2 separate regions of the Homo sapiens genome follow, and region 2 is linked to region 1. The links are chromatin loops, found by intact Hi-C in ENCODE. Cell type or tissue: HCT116. All regions are shown on one strand. Region 1 has its middle 4.0 kb from the start of PGLYRP4. Region 2 overlaps INTS3 (integrator complex subunit 3).

Region 1 (2,500 bases):
TTTCCCTTCTCTGCAGCTCCCACTGTGGTCTTTCAGGGAGCTTTACCCCTCCTGTGTTGTAATGGGGGTGTTACAGCAGGCACACAGTGGGACCCGGACTGAGGGACTGAGCTGGTTTTAGTCCTTAGCTTTCTCAGACTTGCTGGTGGTCTTTAGAAGTGATTTCCATGTTCGGGCCTCCATTTTCTTATCCATTACATGAGGAGATTGGGACAGCTGACCCTTAGGTCATTTCTAGCACAGATTCCAAGTTTTGATGGACTCTTGGTGGGCTTCATGACTACTACTAGCCTCATGGCCCCTGGACACTGTCTCCTGGCTTACTTGCTCCACCTGCAGGTGAAGTCAGGTCCCTCTCCTCACAGGGACTCTGATGCCTGAGGCCCAGCCCCACTCAGGCTGCGCACAGCCTGCTGCCTATTCCTCCACTCCCTGTCTTCCTCCTTGCTGGGAGTCCCAAGTGCTCTTCCTTGGAGATCTCTGGGTACGGGTCTCCTAACCACAAGCGCCCTAACATCCCCCATTTCCCCAGTGCTCATTCTAGACTCTAGTGCATTAGGATGACTTACAGAAGCTATCCACGGGTAGCTTCAGACCATTGTTCTACCACGTTTGGGCTCAGTCCACATCAAGCTTTGACCACCCCTGGCATCCTTGTGGCCTCCCTTGACTGGCCATCCTGAGGTCTCTGAGGCCCTCTGCTGAGAGCAGCCGCACTCCCTGCCCCCATGCTGGGCTGCTCCAGCATCCACAGTGAGGACCCTCCAATGATCTGGCTTCTTAGACATTCAACCTAAGCTTCCCCAAGTCTGGACCTCTCCCCCTGTCTCCACCTTGGCTGCCTCTGCTCATCATCCTCCTAATTTCTCAGACATGCCACCTTCAAAATTGAGAAAGCTGGCATTCCCTTTTGTTGCCTGGCTTCTGTTGCTCCAACCCTTTCTCCTCCCCGATCTCTTGGGAACCTGGCTTTTGCGCTCACTATGTCCCTAGGTTCCAGATCTCTGCAGAAATTTTTGGCGAGTATCTCAGCATCTGGCTTTTGGCATCCTCTGCTCTCAGGACTCCCTTTGAAGTCCACAGCCCTTTGTAAAGAATAAAGGGTTTTCACACTCAGCAGGCATTATAATCACTGGCGTTTGGATCTGTCTCCCTCATTATATTATTAACTACTTGAGAGCAGTGTTCTCAATGTACTCATCCCTGGATGATAAGCTTTGCATATGAGTGACACCTGACAAATGTTTGCAGAATAAAATGAATGACTGGCTTGGTTTGGCCAGAACTTATGCTTAGGAGATGGCTATGCCCTGTAATTATGAAGGCGTTGGTGGATAAAGCTAGTTAGAAAAAAAAAAGACGTGCCACACAGAAGCATGAAGGTAAGGAAGGAAGTGGAAGGGAGTGATGGATAAAAGAGGTTGCTCAGAGACTCCTAGTGAGTGAAAGGTGACTCCGGAGTTATCAGAGGGCGCATGCTGCCACCTTGTGGCCTATCTGCATCAGGACAGCCTGTGGGATTCCTTTGGCCCCAGGTTTTTAATCTTTTTGCTCTCTGGACCCTTTTATATGTATTCATAGAAGTTATTGAGTATCCCAAAGAGCTTTTGTGGATTAGATGTATCAGTATTTACTACATTAAAAGTTTAAAAAATTTAAAATGATTTATTAACTCACTTAAAGTACCATTAATAAACACATTACGTATTACCACGTTTTTAAACAATTAAAAATAATTATATATATATGTCAAAAGCTAGTGAGAAGAGTGTTTTTTTTTCACATTTTTGCAGACCTTTTTACTGTATGGCTTCAAAGAAGACAGCTGGTTTATCACATCTACTTCTGCATACAAGGTATTGCTGTATGTTGCTTTGGTTGAAGATTTGAAGAAAATCCAATCTCCCACAGATAAGTAGTTGCAAAGGGGATGAATACATTAATAGCCTTTAAATATATAATTGTGGATATTCTTCTCTCATATTACATCAAAACCCAACAAGTGATGGTTTCTCAAAGGTTAGTTGCAACGTAAAGTCTGAAACCATATCAATGAATTATTTGTTCTCTGTTACATTAGAATCAATTGGTCCCTCTTAAAATTTAATGGATCTTTTATCCAAACTTTGTGACTTCATATATTGATCATTTGGAAAATATTGGTTGACTGAGTTATGTACGTCTTCTAAATGCTGACATCATTTATTACTCTCTATATATACATATTTATATATATCACACACACATATAAATAAACCACATTTGGCCGGGCGTGGTGGCTCACGCCTGTAATCCCAGCACTTTGGGAGGCTGAGGCGGGCAGATCATGAGGTCAGGAGATCGAGACCATCCTGGCTAACACTATGAAACACCATCTCTACTAAAAATACAAAAAATTAGCCATGTGTGGTAGCACATGCCTGTAGTCTCAGCTACTTGGGACACTGAGGCAGGAGAATCACTTGAACCCGGGAGGCAGAGGTTGCAGCGAGCAGAGATC
Region 2 (2,500 bases), 400 kb before region 1:
TCACCCTCCCAATTCACGCTTCTTGGGCTTGGCTACAGTGCCTCAGAAATAATTGATGATTTGACACTGGGAGTAGATGCTTTGATTTTTTGCTTGCTCACTCATGCTAGTATCTATCTTGGACTATCAACTGGCTAAGCTACGGACAACTTCCTAATTTTCTCTTCCAAGTGCCTATAAAGATAAGTGCCAAATGAAAGCAATCTCTTTTTACCACCTAACTACTTAGCTTCCAAGAAAATAACTCTCTTTGTTGACTCATTCATTCAAACATTTACTGAGTGCCTATCATGTGCCAAGCAACATGTGAGGTACTAGGGACAGAATTAACCACAGTATCTACCCAGGTCAGACTATGGGGAAAAGCTGGGTAAGTGTCCCTAAGTCAGTGGTTCTTAAGTGTGGTGCAAGAACATGTGGGGACTGCCAAGACCCTTTCAGGACCTGGAGTTTTGAGAACATACTGTGCTAGCTCAGTCTGCTTATCATTAGCAGCTCACCATGCCACAAACCTTTCCCTGGCTCTATCTAGTCACTGATACACAACGAGTCCCCACTCCCACACAATGAGTCACCTGTCCTAAATCACAACCTGAAAAAAAGAACCCGATTTTGGGTGGCAAACTCCTTTTCCCATGAGTTTCAGAATATCCCTGAGGGAAAAGGGGGTAATGAAAGATTTGTTCCCAGTTGCTTTAAAAGGAGTAGAGAGAAAGACACAGTGGGGATATTCCTAAAACTCTAATCCTGTCTCTAAGTGACAAAATTGAGACGCTGTCTCCTCCCAGCAAACAATTTGTAATGGCTTTGGCCCCCCTGTTGGAAGGCAGGGAACTGCAGGAAGATGAGATGGTGTTTAATTAGTCCAAGCAGGCCACATCCTGATTCCGGAAAACTACTCAAGCCACCTAATTAAAAGACTCTGTGGCCTTTTCTTTTCACAGAATGGATACACTAGCCAAGGTTACTGGGGAACGTTTCCTCCCCTACCTGCTACCTTTTAACTCCACAGCCCTAGAAACATTTGGAAGGGAGTGAGAAGGAGGGTGTAGGAGAGGACACAGTTTTAAATTTCTAGGTATTGACTTTCACCAAAAGATGTAAGTTTTTTGGAGGGTAGAAAACAGGGCAGTTATCTGGCTGTTATCTGATGCCTGTACAGGAAATTCAGCTTTAAGGTATGGGGACAGGACGTATTTGGTACCACGAATAAAATAAGAAAAATCACTTTTTAGAAAGATTGCTAGCAAAGGTAACGAAATTACCTGAATCCTGGAATGGCATAATAAAGAGAAAGAAAGAGTTGAAAGGCCCCCTGACCCAGGACAGTAAAAAGGAACAAAGACCTATCTGGTAAGAAGAGACTGTTAGGATCTCACGTGCTAGTGCAATGACACCAATAACAGAAGTGGCTCCAGGCCCAGATGTGGCTGCACATCCGTGCCCAGAGCACTAGGTGGCACTGCACAGCAGACAGGGCAGGGCTCTCAGACCTGGGCAGAGCACAGCACACAGCCATCTCTTTCACAAGTGTGAACGTTGGGAGGAGGTCCATTCTTCTGAACTACAGATAGTATGGACACTATTAGCCCTCTCAATCATTTGACTACTATGGTGTCCTCAATCAGAAAAGAGACTTAGAAGTCAAGCAAGAGGAAGACTGAAACCAAGGGGAAAGCCTCACCTCCAAACAAGTTCAGATGTGGAATAGCCCTCATAAAATTTCTGGCCCTTTATTTTGATGGATAAGGGAAAGAATCAGCCAGAAAGCCCAATATGTACCCCCTGATGCACCCTCTACCACTGGAACCTCCAAACCCTATATGCAAACTCCAGCAGGATTCACTAATCTCTATTACCTGCTCCACCCCAACTGCCCCCTGTGCCACTTCAAAAAGAGCAGGGGTTGGATGGAGAAGCTTGCAGGGGAGAAAAGGATACCTGCCAGGCGTGGGTGTTTGGCTGGCCCAATTCTACTGAGCTCATTCCTCCCCAACTTCCCCCTAAGATAAACATTCCAAGGAGGTCTGGATCAAAAATAAACCCTTATCAGATGAAGCCAGTTTTTCTGGGCTATGCGATATTTTGGCAAAGACCTCTTTCCCATTCCTTCATTCCTTGGGCATTAATTTCTTCACTTGCCAACAATACACTTGTCTCTCCCTCTCCTTGCCTCCCCCTCTCTAACTTAAGGTGTTCTTGGGCCACACAATCCTTTCATCCCCATTTCCCACACCCACACTCCTAATGGCCATTATCTGGCCTGTACCCCACCCTTCGTGGTGGATGCTACCTTTGCTCTGTCAGGATATCCAGAACACTTTCTGCCAACCAGATATTTTTGGCTGTAACATCTCCACCTGATTTCAAAAGGGGAAAAAAAGAATAGCTCCGATTAGCAAGTCAGCCAATCCAATACATCTCTTCACCCATTCTGCTGGTCCACCCTGACTGCCATCCCATTACTGCCATCCCTTCACTGCTGAGATAAACTGCCTTC

What was found. Hi-C counts contacts between places; a loop is a spot of excess contacts. Peaks named below come from ENCODE experiments on the same cell type or tissue, not always from the same donor. Only the 100,000 strongest peaks of a DNase experiment are listed, where the experiment ranks them.
Region 2: a loop joins it to region 1, with 12 times the contacts of the local background. A loop is called at or near these places in 17 of 110 quality-filtered maps.

Annotation. Positions count from the first base shown.
Region 1 is chr1:153,351,607-153,354,106 of GRCh38, reverse strand. No RefSeq gene overlaps it. Among named protein-coding and RNA genes, the nearest start is that of PGLYRP4, 4.0 kb to the right of the region's middle. RefSeq lists silencers at 307-356, 1,382-1,431. In HCT116, CTCF peaks have their summits at 155, 354 (motif pointing left) and 1,490 (motif pointing left); DNase peaks (open chromatin) are centred at 366 and 1,466; H3K27me3 peaks cover 270 bases.
Region 2 is chr1:153,748,549-153,751,048 of GRCh38, reverse strand. It overlaps INTS3 (integrator complex subunit 3), which reads right to left. Exons shown (of 30, transcript NM_023015.5): 6 at 2,294-2,360. Among named protein-coding and RNA genes, the nearest start is that of INTS3, 22 kb to the right of the region's middle. In HCT116, a CTCF peak has its summit at 1,446 (motif pointing right); a DNase peak (open chromatin) is centred at 1,458.